2 separate regions of the Homo sapiens genome follow, and region 2 is linked to region 1. Evidence: chromatin loops called from intact Hi-C (ENCODE). Cell type or tissue: Calu3. All regions are shown on one strand. Each heading gives the region's core, and the rest is flanking DNA. Links, peaks and the distances in the headings are about the cores only. Region 1 overlaps B3GAT2 (beta-1,3-glucuronyltransferase 2). Region 2 has its middle 57 kb from the start of B3GAT2.

What was found. Peaks named below come from ENCODE experiments on the same cell type or tissue, not always from the same donor. Only the 100,000 strongest peaks of a DNase experiment are listed, where the experiment ranks them.
Region 2: it touches region 1 in a loop (2.2-fold over the local background); 2 of 110 quality-filtered maps call a loop at or near these places.

What each region holds. Positions count from the first base shown.
Region 1 is chr6:70,898,069-70,906,414 of GRCh38, reverse strand. The region is part of intron 1 of B3GAT2 (beta-1,3-glucuronyltransferase 2); the gene reads left to right. It overlaps LOC105377850 (a long non-coding RNA gene), which reads right to left. Exons shown (of 5, transcript XR_001744196.2): 3 at 6,874-6,941; 4 at 1,693-1,920; 5 at 1,185-1,269. Among named protein-coding and RNA genes, the nearest start is that of B3GAT2, 55 kb to the left of the region's middle. In Calu3, for the core only: a CTCF peak has its summit at 4,873; no DNase peak of the experiment used is centred there.
Region 2 is chr6:71,009,503-71,017,848 of GRCh38, reverse strand. No RefSeq gene overlaps it. Among named protein-coding and RNA genes, the nearest start is that of B3GAT2, 57 kb to the right of the region's middle. RefSeq lists an enhancer at 7,478-7,978. In Calu3, for the core only: CTCF peaks have their summits at 4,597 and 4,800 (motif pointing right); a DNase peak (open chromatin) is centred at 4,798.

The DNA of each region.
Region 1 (8,346 bases), core at 170-8,169:
CAGTGAGCTGTGATCATGCCACTGAACTCCAGTCTGGGTGACAGAGTGAGACTCTGTCTTAAAAAAAAATTGCTATGAGAGAATGCTCTAGGTATGTGTGTGGTCGTGGTAGAGTATAGGGGTGTACGATCACTGTAATGTGCTGGAATAGTACCTAATTTTGAAACTGCATGGTTAATAACATCTTTTAAGAATGTCTAAGTGCTTTAGAGACTTCTTTTCCCCCATTCTCCGTGAGAAGAATAGGAGATAGATCGTTGGTTTTCGTGTGGAAAAATTAAGAAAGAGAAATGAAGCAGTTTAAATTTCCTCACATTATCATGGTATTAAGTAAACTAGAGCAGAGGTCTTTGGGTTAGAACTCATTTGGGAAAATAGATTGAGTGTGGCCAAGGCAACCATTCCTGTAGTGAACTCAGCTCCCTTTTATGTAGTGAAGATAAATAGTTGAACAATCCAATACATGCCCCAGTCCCTCTCTCTCTACACACACTGCACACACACACACATACACACACACACACACACAGTGCCAGGAGACATTCCGGGACCATATTTTTTTAAGAAGAAAAAGTATTATTATGCTTTCAAGTCAGTTATGTTAATTTATTCCTTTTTTGAGATGTAGAGTAGCTCCTTTGTATCTGAGTTTGCCTATTACATGAAAAGACTAGTGGATAATGATACCAGCTATCCTATGTTACAAAAAGCTGCAGATCCCCATGCCAAGTGGACTATACAGCTACACAAACCTTCTGTTACCTGTTGGACACACTGCCACAGAGGCGAGCAACATGCTGTCTGCCATTAAAGAACTCGGGACCCTTGAAACCCATTTTGGGGAATATATGTAGCAAATAATCCAATTTTAAAAGGGGCAAAAACGTAGGTTATCGGAGTACATTAGACATGCTAATCTGCAGCAGTTTTGTGCAAACCTAAGTATAATTTAATTTTGTATTAAGTTTTCCTTTTGATATCCAGATAAAGATTAACATAGTCATTGGCAATTATATTTGTATTTTCAATAAACATCACATTTTACTGAAGTATACAGATCTATGCAAGGGATAGTGAAATAGACAAAGCTCATTTGACTTTTCCAGAAGGAATGCATTTTAACATTGGTGGCTCCTGTGGTTAGGGGGACTTCCAAAGCAGTAACTCTTGCGTTTCCTCAGCAGCATCATCATAATTACACCACTATACACAATAATTATACTCCTAGCTGTGGTTCTATTCTACAGCAGTTGCTGCTTTCCTGGAAACCTTGGGGAAAATAGAAATTTAAATAGCTCATAGATTTGGCTATGATAAGTTCACACAAAGACAAAATTGCATTTGGCAGTTTAGTTTCCCCAACCTTTATTTGTTTCCTGATAACTATATTTAGTCTGAACCTCTTTGTCAAGGACACCACATAGGTTATATTGTCTTCCTCTTTGCATCCAATGAAGCAGCATATATTGCCAGGTCATTTTTTTTTATGGTGATGCCAAACTTGACCACTTGGCCAAGGGAGTGACTGCCATACCTCTTATTGTGAAGGCACATTTTCCTCCTGTAATTAACAAGTAACCCCAGGGGTGATACCTTGAGACAATGAGAATATTTTGTTTTCCAATAACTTTTACCCAAGAATAGCTACACACACCCCCTGTAATTATAGACTTATGGGTCAGTTTTTCTCACCATGTGTTTTAATCCATCGATGTCATTCTTTCTGATATTTAAAATCGTTCACAGATTGGCCAGGAACCCTTCAGACCAGCTTCTGTCTTCATTGAACTTGTCCTTGTTTAGCTTTGAGCACTTCTTGGCGTTTTTGGCCCAAGATATCTTAGGCTTATCTCGTACTTTCAGTACTCTGGACGTGTGTCAGACCTGAAATCAGCCTCTTCTCCAAGGAGACCTGTTTCCCTTTAGTGGAAAATAATATTTACAAACCAAGAGTTGGGTGTTTGTGTTTTACTGCTACTGGGGTGTTAATTTTTCTAGGCTCTTTAATCGTGAGTTCATATTGAAACCACCTAATTATTTTGTTTTTATTTTGAATTACCTTTCTTGAGGTATAGTTTACCTAAACGAAAGTGTACTCATTTGAAGTGCTGAGTTTGCTTCATGTTAGCAAATTCATATACCCTGAACTGTCACCCTGTCACCTATGACCTTTTGCAGTCAGCCCTCTTTCAGCCTCTGACCTGCTTTGTGTCACTGTAGATTAGTGTACCTATTCTAGAATTTCATGTAAGTGGAATAACACTATATGAGGCCTTTTCTCTGGCTACTTTTACTCAGCATTATGTTTTGGAAATTGGTACATGGTATTATGCATACCAATTATTCATTACTGTCTCTTACTGAATAGCAGTCCATTGTATGTATGTTTTGCTTATCTATTTGTTTATCTATTTACAAGTTGATGAACATTTGGACCATTTCCAGCTTATGGATATTATGAGTGAAACTGTTTGAACATTCAGGCACAAGGTTTTGTATGGACATGAGCTTTCATTTCTCTGCAGTAAATACCTAGGAAAGGAATTGCTGTGTCATGTTTTTTAACTTTATAGGAAACTACCAATTTTTTTTCCCAAGTAGTTGTTACCATTTTTTACTACCACCAAGAATGTATATGAGACCTAATTATTCCACATTGTCATCAGCTCTTGGTATTGCCAATCTTTTCATTTTAGCCATTCTGGTGGGTCAGTAGTGGCTTTAATTTCTGTTTTTTAATTTTGTTTAATTTCTGAAATTTTAATTTTATTGTGGTTTTAATTTCCATTTCTGTAATGGGTGATGACACAGAGCATCTTTTTGTGTGATAATTGGTCATTCATATATCTTGATGAAATGTCCATTCATATCTTTCACTGACTTTTTTAATTGGGTTGTCTTTTTTCTTGAGCTATGAAGTTCTATGCATTCTGAATACTAGTGTTTTGTCAGATGTATGTATTAGGATATGTTCTCCCAGTCTACAGATTACTTTAAAAATTTTCCTAATAGTATCTTTTGGAGAGTAGAAAATTTTAATTTTGATGAAGTCCAATTTATAGATTTATTTAAGGTTCCTATTATTTATGTCGTGTTTAAGGAAGTTTTGCCTACCCTAAGACCTCAAAGATTTTCTCCTGTATTTTCTTCTAGAAGTTTGTAAACTTAAAAACTTTAGCTTTTGTGTTTGGGTTCATGGTCCCATTTTAATTTAATTTTTATGAATTTTGTGAGATATAGGTGTTGTTCTTTTTCTTTCTTTTTTAATTTTTTAGTTAATAAAAATGGTATATATTTATATTGTATAACATGATGATTTGATACATGTATACATTGTGGAATACATATTACCTCACATGGTTATCATTTTTTTGTGATAAGAACACTTAAAAATCTGTCTCAGCAATTTTTAACTATATAATATATTAACTATAGTCACCATGATATACAATAGATCTCTTGAACTTATTCCTTCTAAGTAAAAATTTGTCCTTTGACCACCAGCCCCCCTGCCACCCCTCACTCCCTGTCCAACCTCTGATACCACCATTTTACTTTCTGTTTCTATGAGTTTGACTTTTTAAGATTCCATTTATCAGTGAGACCATTGGTATTTGTGTTTCTTAGCCTGGTGAATTTTACTTAGCATAATGTCTTCCCAGTTTTTTTATGTTGTTGCAAATTACAGGATTTCCTTCTTTTCTAAGGCAGAATAGTACCCTATTGTGTTTATGTGTATATATATATATGTGTGTGTGTGTGTGTGTGTGTGTGTGTATATATATATATATATATATCCCATTTTCTTAATCCATTCATCTGTTGATAGGCACTTAGGTTGATTTTGTATCTTGGCTATTGTGAATAGTGCTGCAATAAACATGGGCATTCTCTTTGACATACTGATTTCATATCCTTTGGATATATATGTTCAATAATGGAATTGCTGCATCATTTGGTAGCTCTATTTTTAATATTTTGAAGAGCCTCCATACTGTTCTCTACAATGGCTATGCCAATTTACATTTCTACCAACCATGTACAAGGGTCCCTCTTTCTCCACATCTACTTTTTTTTTTTAGCATGGATGTCCATTCATTCCAGCCCTGATTGCTGAAGAGACTGTCCTTTTCCCCCATTGAACTGCCTTGGCATCTTAGCCAGAAATCGACTGACTATATGTAGGAGGAACTATTTCTAAATTCTCTAGTCTCTTCCATTTATCTATGTATTTATCCTTACACTAATGCCACATTGTCTTGATTTATATAGCTTTATAATAAGCAGAGCCCAGTCAGGCCCCTCCTAGACAGTCCATACCAGAATTCACAAATACATATGACCTAAAGCAAGTAACATAATTAAGTGAAGCTGTTCTTGTATAAGCAGTATTACTTTATTTATATTAAAATCTAACGGGCTAAAATTTCAACGTGGTTCATTTTCATTTATTAATGTTTTGAGTCATGTCCCTTTCTCACATGTCTCATGGTTCTTATTATGGTTTATTTCTAATGATATCTTTATACACATACTTTTCACACTAAATATTTAGGAACATTCCCTGTTTTCATACATAGAACAATACTGCCTCCATACATTTTTGAAATGCGTGGCCCATTTGATCTGTTTTTCAGTTTCCCACTTCAAAGAGAGGAATACAGTATCTCCCATGACAGCATCAGCTGGTTAATGAATGGTGATTGGCATGCAGACTCAGCATTGAGACTGCAGTGGGGAATGATGGGGACACTGTGGCAAACGGGGGAGGGCTGGCACTGCTGAGAGGGGCACAGCCACTCTACGCCACTTTCATAACATCATGTCAAATGTACACAAATTCACCATTATTTATTTTGTTGCTCAAATTATTCCAGCTTTGTCCACTAGGAGCTGTTTCAATTGGCTATGTCCCTTTGACACACACACCAATGTGGGTTTGTTCGGTTTTTTGTCTTATTTGAATGCTTCTTTCCTTTCTGGCTCCTCCAGGCTTATCTTGTGTATTTCCCATCCCAGTCCTAGAATCAGCCATTTCTCTAAGAATCCCTGGTTTCTTTTATAAGAGAATGGCATTAGAAAATGCCACAGAGGTTAAGTGTCATTCCCATCACATCATAGCAAGGGTACATACTATCAACACGATTTATGACTATCGATGTTACCCTTAATCATCTAGCCAAGATGGATGGTGAAATCATTAGGAGGGGGATGCAATAAAGAGGAAGAAAAGCAGACTTTATGTTCATTTTCAAGCTTGTTCCAAAGGAAAGTTATAGGTGTATTTGATCATATAAATATCGTTTTGTTTTGGAAAATCACGTTTAGGGACAATAAAATTGGAAAGAATCCTTGCTTCCAAATCACCTCTGTGTTCAAATCTTCATCATATTTGCACTGCCCTTTCCTTTGTGTTCTTAGTTCATGGGTCCCATTGGATTTGATGGGTTTCGTTTACTTTTTGCTACTGAAATTGTTAGTTTAAAAAAACAGGATACAGAGTGTCACATTTTTTATTGTAACTCCACTTTCTTGAAGTTGCCTATAGCATTTTAAATTTCAGAAGATCGATAACTTTATTCATTTCCCTTTGGAAAAAATAAAACAAGATTTTAACTAGTGGCATGTCTTCAAGGAAGCTAAAGACATTTAACTTTTTCTGTTTTGCTCTAAGGGCATTCTGATGATTGCCTGAATGTGATCTTCTGAGTGTTCCAGTCCCTGGAGCTGGCTGTTAGCCATCTCCCAAGGAGGGTCGAAAAGAACGTAGCAGAAAGCTGCAGAAAGAAAAGCTGGCTAAAGAAACAGGAGCTGCCAGCCAGGGCAACATAGTGAGACCCCAACTCTATAGAAAATTTAAAAAGCTGTCCTGGCATGGCATGCCTGTAATCTTAGCTACTCAGAAGGCTGAGGTGGGAGGATCACTTGATCCCAGGAGTTGGGGGCTGCAGTGAGTACTTCCAGCCTGGGTGACAGAGGAGACCCTGACTCAAAAAAAAAAAAAAGAGCCGGTTGTTGTTAAGGGCCACCAGACTGGAGTGCATGGTAGTCACCTGCCTCCCTCCTTTCCTGGAGAAGATGACAACGTGATGAACAAGCACCACTACCCTGGAATAGTTTAAATGGCATTCAGCCTGGAGGAGTGTGCACATGCACCAAATATATCTTGTGTGTCCTTTGTAGCCATTGGGTCTATGGAGATTACTCTGGCTGTGAGTTTGGTTGATTAACATTGCTATGCAAGCCCTGTCCATTTAGCTGGAGGTTATCACAGGAGGAATAAACCACAGAATATGACTTTGGCATTGAATAAATGGGAAGAGAGTGCTTTTGGGGGCCAGAACTGTTTGTAATATTATAACTCCTATAAATACATGAATTGCTGCCCCTTTATCATAATATCCATTGCTTTAATGCTCTGTTTTAGATTGGAGTTCACACCAGACACCTGAGATTGTGTTTGTTATGTAACTGCTATTTCATGTTGAGAAAGTAGCAAAGCTTTTAAATACTGAGAATATTTTAGTTACATGAAGATACTTTTAGTAGTCACTGTTGTTGTTACATTCCCCCTACCCCTCAGAAAATAACAGGGCTGTTAAGGAATCCTCAAAGAGCATAGATTGAGTGAAAATGACACAGAACAAAGGACAGATCCCAGGAGTGAAATGAAGAAGTTCTGTAAATAGCTGTGCCGTTTTCCTTTGAAATGTCTGGCACACTCTATATAGTATAGTGGTCGAGGATAGAGGGGCTAATTCTGTGATGAAGCATTCTGCATGGAATTTCAGCAGGGCATAGATGGTGAGGGCATCTGGATCTGTTTGAGTTTTTAAACTAATTATATGACAAACTTTTTAAAATGTAGCATACCTGGAAACATCATCCCGCCACGTCATCTGCATTTAAATAATCATTGCCTCACCTTTAACACCCAGCCTCTAGAAAAATAAAGCATGAACAAATGTTAGCTCTGAGCTGCTCTCAGTAATTTGGAGTGTGCTAAGCAAAACCTACATTTTCTAGCATGAAATTGGCACAGGAATGCATGCAAAGTTTTGCTTCTTTGATTCATCTGGTTACCTAGAACCTGAGGCCATTCTGTATTCTGTGGACAAAACCCTATATACCTTTCATGACCCAGCTTAAATGAAAAGTCTAATGCAAAACATGCTGAATTTCTGTGGCCATATTTAATTGTTCTAGTGGTCCCACAGGTATAGTTTATTATTCTTTTTAATTCCCTTTAATGGCAATTTCTCTTTTCCTTTTTTAAAAATGTCTTTTGCCTTCTGTTCATTTATTACCTGTCTCCCTTTTTTATTGTGAGCATGTCTCTTGCACAGCACAGACACATAGTGATTTCTTGTTACATGTGGGCCCACATTTATTTTTTATTTCTATTTGTTTTTCATTCCTATTTATTTATTTATTTATTTATTTATTTATTTTGAGCCAGGGTCTTGCTTCATTGTCCAGGCCAGAGTGCAGTGGTGCAATCACATCTCACTGCAACCTCTACTTCCCGGGCTCAAGCAATCCTCCCGCCTCAGCCTCCCAAGTAGCTGGAACTACAGGCACACACCACCAACCACACCTGGCTAATGGGCCCATATGTAAATGACTAATTAGTATTTAAACACTTGCCAAGAGTTGTTTAATACCTGCTGTGTGCAGGGCACAATCTTATACATTCTTAAGGGAGCACAGAGGTGTCAGATGGGGTCTGCCCACCAGTTTTTCACAGATTTGAATATTTAGCGTTCTGGGCAAAAGCAGTTTAGGAGCTGAAAAATCATGGCCATTTTAAGAAGATTATCTTACCCAAAAACCCACAGTACTATTGTTATTGCCTTATATATAAAGCCATTCTGTTAATTTTTTAAAAGTATGTATTAGGTTTAACCTGGTTTCTCTGTGTTTGCCATGTTTAACATCTAAGGCCAAAAATTTGAAATATTTTTACTTTCTGAGTATGTCAGGAAAGAGGAGTCTGAAGCTGGAGTGAGTTGGGGAGGTGGGGGGGACTATATTTTTATGAAAATTTTAGTAAATTTCCTGGGTTTTTGTCCCACCTATGGGGAAGATCTAGGATACAAAAGCATTAAATGTTAATATTGATTCAAGAATTAAATCATCAAAACATTGCTGGGAGAAATTAAAGACCTAAATAAATGTAGAGAGATCATGTTTATGGGCTAGAAAACTCAATATTGTTAAGATGTCACCAAATTAATATATAGATTCAATGCAATCTCTATCGGAATTTGCTGAAATTGACCAACTGACTCTGAAATTCATGTGGAAATAAAAAGGATCTATAACAGTCAAAACAACCTTGAAAAT
Region 2 (8,346 bases), core at 290-8,289, 110 kb before region 1:
GTTTTGCATTTGTTGTTGTATTGTCGTTGTTGTTGTTGTTTCTTAGAGAGAGGATCTTGCTCTGTCACCCAGGCTGGAGTGCAGTGGCACAATCATAGCTCACTGCAGCTTCAAACTCCTGGGCTCAAGCAACCCTCTCACCTCAGCCACCTGAGTAGCTGTGGGGGGCGCTTGCTATGTTGCTCAGGCTGGTCTTAACTCTTGGCCTCAAGTGTTCCTCCCACCTTGGCCTCTCAAAGCACTGAGATTACAGGCACTAGCCACTATGCCTGGCGTTAGATTGTCATTTTTAATGTAAAACTAAAAGAGAATTTGGCCAACATTCTAAGCAGTATTGGAACATTAAAGAGCACTTAAGATTACCCTGGGTGTACCAAGGGGTGCAGACTATAGAAGTGGTCCATTCCAGCATAAGGAGTATTTTGTCACTGTTATTGATAGTATGTCAGTACATGATGATAATAAAAGGCAGACCAACAATACTTAATTGCTTTTATTATTGTTTTTAAATTATCTACAGATCACATACCCCTTTACTGTCTGTACCCAAGAGTGGACCACATCTGTCACTCCCATTGCTATGTCACTACTTTAAACTCCCCATATTTGTAAGTTTAAAGTTTCATATTTATAAGGATTATTTAAGTTCTTTATATGATCTGTTTTTCAGACAATTGGATTTCTTGAAGAAAATAAAGAACACCAACTGTAGAAATGCAATTTAAAGTATATAAGAAAAATTAATTCAGTCGTAAATGTTACTTTAAAAATAATTGTTAAAATTTTATAGATTTATAAACAGAAAGCTAAGATTTGTGAGTTGAACCTAAAGGCTTAAGGAACGATAAAGTTTTTTATGTGCCAAGCCTTTTATAAACACTTTTTGCACATTAACTCATTTATTCCTCACAACTACCCCATTAGTATTCCCAGTTTACAGCAGTGGAAACTGAGACCTCAGCTAGAAGTAATAAAGGCACCTCTACAGAGTTGTGGTGAAGGTTAAATGATTTGATGTGTACAAGGATAAGTCCTTGGCCCAAAGTCAGAGTAAGGAGAGCTAAGACTCAAACACTGACACTGCTTGACTGAGCTCTTAAAGTTTTGAATCTGTAACTTTATTTAAATTGAATATTAATTTTTAAGATAAAGATAACCCCTGAAAATGGCATAAAAGCCATCCTTCAAGGATACCATGGGTGTCAGAAAGAACATTGACATTATCAACCCCATAAGTAAGATATTATTATTACAGAAGATAAAACTTAGATTGAGGTTTAATAACCTGCCCAAGGTTAACCACCTAATAACTGACAGAGGCAATATTCTGTCTCGAATCTGTCTAACTCCACAGCCAATAGTTTCAACCACGTGGGCCGAAAATGCCCTAGCACCTTGCTACTCAGTATGGTCCACAGACCAGCAGCACAGAGGCATCACTTGAGAGCTTGATTGAAATGCAGAATCTCAGGCCCCACTGGCAAATCAGAATCTGCATTTTAACTAGATTTCCAGGTGATTCCGTGCACGTTAAAATTGAGATACACTGCTGTCTCTGACCTGCCCTCTAACTCCCTGCCATTGAGAATCTCCTGGGCCTCTTAACACATCTTCATTATGTTTCTATGAAATTTTCTGCTCAGCCCTTCTGCTAGCCAAAGGGCATGAACAAGGGGGTAAAGATACCTGATTGATGAGCGTCAGAGAAAAGAGGTAGGTAATAAAGAAGAAGGGAAAGATGTTGAAGCTTTCTCTGAATGTTTTAACTGGAAATAATCTCGCTCATCCACATCACTCACTTAATATGTACTTAAAGTCTAATCTTCTTATCATTTCAAGTGTCCTTGTTTCATCTCTCTAATCATGTTTTAAGCACATTATACATAGGATGTGTATGAGTAGTGGATAGAATAATTTTTTATGTAGCCCTGACTACATGAACTCCCAATTTCAATTGGCTATGTTGAAATAATAAGAAAAAAAAATGTGAGTCCATCTTTTCATGGCTTAACATTTAAAGGATGAATATAAACCTTAATTCCATCACTAGTTCATTAGTTCAATTCTGGCTTAACACAGGTGCTGCCAACCTGTCCCCATTTTTCTTTTCTTTTTTTTTTTTTTAAACAACACTTCAAGCTTATTCTTTCCAAAATCAATTTAACTATTTTCCTCCAAAAATGACTTTTTATCTTATAGTATCTCAACTTACACTAAGACTTTCCATTCAGGCACCCCAGCATTACATCATGGACCTCAGTTCCTCTTTCTCTGTCCCTAATTACAATTGATCCTACCTCCTAAATCTCTTTCTCATTTGTTTTTGTGTGTTCATTCCTACCTCCATCAGCTCAGTTAAAGCCCCTAATATCTATCACCTGGACCATTGAAACAGCTTCCTAATTGCTTTTCCTGCCTCTGGTTCTCCTCTCTTCAAATGGTAAACAATTTCCTGTCTAGGAAACAAATCTGATCATGTCACTCTTCTGAAAAACCTCTAATGGTTCCACATTGTTCATGGGGCAATGTCCTGACTCTTAACCCAGCACTCAAGGCCCTTGAGAAATGCCCTGGCCTGCAATTTGGGCCTCATCTCCCTGCTCTTCCCCGTGTGCCTGGAACTTTAGTGTCCCTGAATGGCTCACTCATTCCCGGATGTATCTTCTCATGCCGTTCTCTGCCTGGCATGCTCATGCCCCCTCTCCATTACCAAACTCTTAATATTTATTACCAGTCCTAGCAGAGTTGTCACTCCTCCTTGAAGCCTTCCCTACCCACCACCACCCCCCTCTAAAATAGTGGTAGACAAACCATCAGTATCACCTGGAGCTTGTTAGAAATGCAAATTCTCAGAACCCACCGAAGACCTACTGAAGCCAAACCTCTGGGCGTGGTCACAGCAATCGGTAGTTTAACAAACCCTGCAGGTGATTCTAATGCACGTTTGTGTTTGAGAACTACTGCTCTAAAGACTATTTATCAGCTATTTCTCTTCATACTAATGGTAATTACCCAAGTTTCTTCTCCATTACTTAAGAAGAAGTATCTCACATGCAGGAAGCTTGTCTTACTCATCTTAGTTACTTCAGTGTCTGAAACATAGAAGTCTATCAATCGCTCTGCAAATCAAATCCGAAATAAATAAGTTGGGGAAGGGGCTGTGATGGGGAGATATTGGTCAAAGAATACAAAATTTCAGTTGGGATGAATAAATTCTGGAGATCTATTGTACAGTATGGTGACTATAAACAATAATAACATATACTTTTAAAAATATTATATACTTGAAAACTGCTGAGAGATTATCTTAAATGTTCTCACCACAAAACATAACTCCGTGAGATAATATATATGTGAATTAGCTTGATCAATCATTTCACAACATACACATATTTCAAAACATTACATTGTACATTGTAAATATATACAAGTTTTATTTGTCAATTATACCTCACTAAAGCTGGGAAATTTTTTAAATAAATTTTTTACCTAAAATTGAAGAACTCCTGTTATCATACTCCTGGCTTTTTACAGTCCTATCTATAACATTAAAATTTTTTAAACTATAGTTTTTCCTCATGTCCCTTCCCTAACTTGCCAGATTCTCCAGATGTCAATCCTTCCAGAGTTGGATGGTTCTTGTCCCCACAGAACAGAGTGTGAAATCCCAATAATCAACCCAGCATGGCAGGCAGCCTCCAACACCAGTTTTTCTTCCTTTGACAATGGACCCTGTGCAGCAAGCTTTTAGGAACCAGCTTTAGTCCAAGTGCCTGAAGCACTTTATACTCATTCATCTGAAATTGCTGGTTATAGGACAATTTCACAGACACAGACACACACACACACACACACACACACACCCCTTGTTGAAGGCCCAAGTAAATATTTAGCATTATCAATAAGGATAATCCCATTAAAGTGAAATAAGAGAAAAATGTTAATGGCTAAACTGAATATATTTGGTTATTGTTTCTCTTTTGAGAAATATATCTCGTGCCATAATGGTATTTTAGTGTAACTCTAAAGTGTGTTTATACAAAATTAGAGAAACTTTGGTTCCACTTTGTGGCAGCACCATAATGTCTATGTCACATGATGCCAACTATTAAATATTAATACAAAGGCAGGGATTTAATGTCTGTTTCCCCTAGAGGAGTGCCTGGTACGAGGTAGGCTGTTGATAATATTTGTTGATTATTGATTTTTTTATTGGTCCTAATAACTGAATTTTTAGTTAAGCCAAAAAATGCACACAGTATAAATATACAGTTTTCACATTATTTTTGTCTAAAAGGAGCTAATGACTAGCTCCATTTTGAACTACAAAATGCAAATTAGTTTCATGTTTTGTTTAAAATTCCTCAGTCTCCTCTAGCTGTCCCTCTGGAGAGTTCAGGTTCTTCCCATCATTTAATGATCTGTTTACTGAAGCCAAGGGCAGAGTTGCTAGTGGTTAACTTCCCAAAACACTGGTTGTTAATAGTAACAGCTGATACGCTGTTGTCTGGCTGCAGCTGTGCTGGGAAATCAATAGTTCTTTGTTGATTAATAACTGATTTCTCCACTGATCAAAATGCACAGATCAATGCACTGCTCCATCTGGTTGCAGCCTCCACCCCCGCTTCCTCCCCAAATAATGGATGCCTCAGCCAAACTGTAGCACCCATTCCTGCCATCCAATTCATGTTTCATTCTGCTCAGAATATGACTGGGATACCCTACGATGAACAAGAAGGTTGGGCCATACCCGAAATTTGGCTTTCAAATTTTATAGCCAGTTATCTGTGCACTACCCCTGCTTCCTGTCCACTAGATGGTGCTACAGACCTGTGTTTGTAACAGTTCACTAGGCTTTGAGAAAGATTGAAAACTGTAGACAGGTGAAATGCTGTGGAATGTTTAAAATCTATGAACGTTAATTCTTTAAACATTCTGGTCTGTGCATGTGTCTTGGCAGGCACTTTAATAAAAAGTCCATCTAAATGAATGGAAATTCACAACTTGCCCATTTATTTATTACACCTGGCAGCCTGGGGCATACACAATTTCAGGGCAAGCACCTCCTGGCACCTCTGTAAACAATATAAAGCAGCTGTTTACTCAGTGCATAACAATTAATGTGCTCCCTAAAGGGTAGAATTTATGACACTGAATACATAAGAGAATGCTTTGTGATCTCCCAAGACACTGCTCAGTAAAATCAGTGGGTTGTCATATCTCAGGTTCATTAATTGCTCTACGGATCCTAATACCCGGTAGAGAAATCAGAGTAGGAATTTAGCCAGTGAGCTTTTGTGTTTCCAGTAATCACCTTTCAGTCAAGATTGAGGGTCAAATTCATGGAGGAATCCAGTTTTTCAAGGAAACCTTGGCTTTTTTTTTTTTTTTTTTTAACTATGAAAGAACTTCCCTTCTGGTTATTTCTATACCAGTTCTACTGCTGGGGGGATGGGGAGCTAGTAGTAAATATGGCTCATTTGGAAAGTGATCTGAATCCTCTTTTGTAAAAAGGCTAATTTTGTTGTTCTATTGTGTTCTTTCCCTTTGTGGCACTGAAGACCTCTCAGCAATAACATAAATCAAGCAGATTTGGCTTGGAGGCAGCCATCAGCTTCCTGTCCTTGTGACAAAATGGACTTAACCTCATTTGCAATCGACCACCCCCTTTTCACTGATTTTGAATTGTTTGGTTAACTCACTTTGGGAAGGAGTATCAATAATTCAGCATTAGCCAGTTGGCATGTCACCCTGACAGATGGAAACAGCTACAGTGCTATTGATTCAGTTACTCCCTCTCAGGGGGCAGTGGTGAGATTCCACCCACCCTCACTCCCCCATCTCCTGTCTATGGGATTAGTGAGAGAATAGCAAATGGTTCCAACACAGTCACTAAACCCTGTCCAAGACCTCCTGACTACAGCCAAATATGCAAATTTCCCAGGATGTTTTCACATCAGAAAAAAAATGAAGAAGCAAGAGCAAAGGGGGCTGAACAAGGCACCGGAGAAGAGAACTGAGCACCTGGGGGTCAGCAAGAGGTGACCCAGAAAAAAAGCCAAGCCAGGGACCAGCCCCCCTGCTCCTGATTCAGCCCCCCTCCCAGACACATCAGCAAAGGACGGGAGGGAGAAGGAAGCGTGTGTGTCTGTGTGTGTGTGTGTGTGTGTGTGTGTGTGTGCATAAAACAGAGAAAGAGAAGGGGACAGAGACAGGCAGATAGATAGAAAAAGAAGAAAGAGATGGTAAAATTGTGGAGGTTTGGTTGTATACCATGTTTGTTTGGGACTGTGTAATTGTTGGCTTCCCTATTCCTCAGGTTTGTCAGCGGCTGTCACTAAGCACAGTTTAGGAAGGTGAGGGACGGTCAATAGTGATCTAGTCTGGTATTACATAGCTTATGGTTAAAGGCCTTAGTCAAGGAATGCACAACAAAAATGTTTGCTTTGTGTCTATAGTTGAAATAAACCTGTTTTATGTTTATGCTGTCTTTGGATTCATAAAAATTTAGAATTCCATAAAGACTTTGGAGTCTTTATGGAATTAGGACATACAAATTAGGACATCAGTAAGATGGCCAACTAGAAGCTCCTAGCACTCTTCCACACACACAAAACAGAACAAAACAATGAATAAATAACTACATTTTGACTAAAATAGCTAAAAGAGAGCACTAGGGAATAGGAAAAATCCAGCAGGAATCCTATAGAGCTCAGAAACCCAAGATGGCCACATAGAAAATGGAAGAAAATACCTCGCCTCCACCACTCCATCCCCACAGTTGAGATCAGCTTGGAACCAGGAGGGACTTTTCCTTGCAGGGAAAAGGTGAGCAAGAGGATCCCAGCACCCCCATCACCATCTCGGCTACCTGCAGTCTTCACTACTGGAGACTCCTACAGTCCTCACAGGTTCTGAGCCCAGCTGAGACAGTTCCCTGGAGTCCATATGCTGAGCTAACCTTAGAGGAGCCTATACTGCATGCCTCCACTAGCCTGTACTGCTACTTCTCTGCACCACTGTGGAACAGAAGCAATGTTAGAGTGAGCTCTGCTCCAGGGTGAGTAGCCATTGTATACCTCCATCCCAAGAGGCTCAGCCACCCCTGTCCCACATCTACCCAGGAGCCCAGTATCTCTGAGCAGAGTTGCTGCTACATCCAACCCCCAGGACCAAGCTACCACAAAGCCGTTTCATCCTGCCGTCTCAGTTGCTGGTATTCCCTCTCCTCAGGGACAAACTGAAGTGATACCCCACAGCCAGGGATCCAGAACTTTGAACTCTCAGAGCAGTCACACCCCTAGAGCTACAGCTGAGGCAGCATCCAGTCCTGTGGCCTCCTGAACACGGGAAAAGTCATGACCCTGGCCCCAGAGCAGATGTAGTAGCCCATCCACCAGGGACCTCAGGTCTTCTGCACAAGAGAGCAGTTGCACCTCCCAGCACCCCAGCTCATCCTGCACTCTACCATCAGGGATGCAGAGGCTCCACTGAACCTGGTAGCTGAAATTTCTAGGGCTCAGTAGACACAGTGCCTTGCATCCTGGGGAATCAAAGCCTTGGCTGAGCTGGATCACCTTGCCTTCCAGGCCAAGCCACCACAGTTCTCTGCCTACCTGGAACTGAACTAGCCCTGACTCAGGTCAAGCTACTGAGGCACCCCAATCTCCAGGCAGTAGAATCATCATTACACTCCTACCCATCTTCTGGGACAAAGCCACAGCAGCATCTTGCCATCTGGGTCCTTACTGCTGCTGCCCCTGGCCTCAAAGAGCCTGGGCTACTGCCATATCCCACCATCTCAGGGTCCAAAGTCACAATTCTGTGACTCTGTGTGGTACCTCATCCCTTGGGTCCCAAGCTGCCAAAGTGCCCTATTGGTTCTGAGTCCCAAATTGCAACTATGCCCTGATTCTTGGGGCCTAAGCCTCCAGAGCATGCCTTCTTCCCCAGGGCCATGCCAGTGGTATAACTTGCCCCCCAGGGTCAGAACCACAGCTACATCCCAGCCTCATGGGCCTAAGCTGCTGAGATGTGCCCTGGAGCAATAGAACTTGGCTTAGTGGAAGAACTCCAATTCTGTAAGTGTGGTGTGTAAATCATACTTATCTTTAGTATAAAGATGCAACATAAAAATGTTCACAAATAACTAAAGCTACAATAAGTTGTTAAAGACTACAGAATATAAAGAGATGTAAATTATGACATCAAAAATATAAATGGGGTAGAGGGTAAAATTCCAGTTTTTGTATGCAACAGAAGTTAAGTTTTCATCAGCTTAAAATAGTAGATTTTAAAAATAAGGTGTTTTAGATAAGCCTCATGATAACCACAAAACAGAAAAAC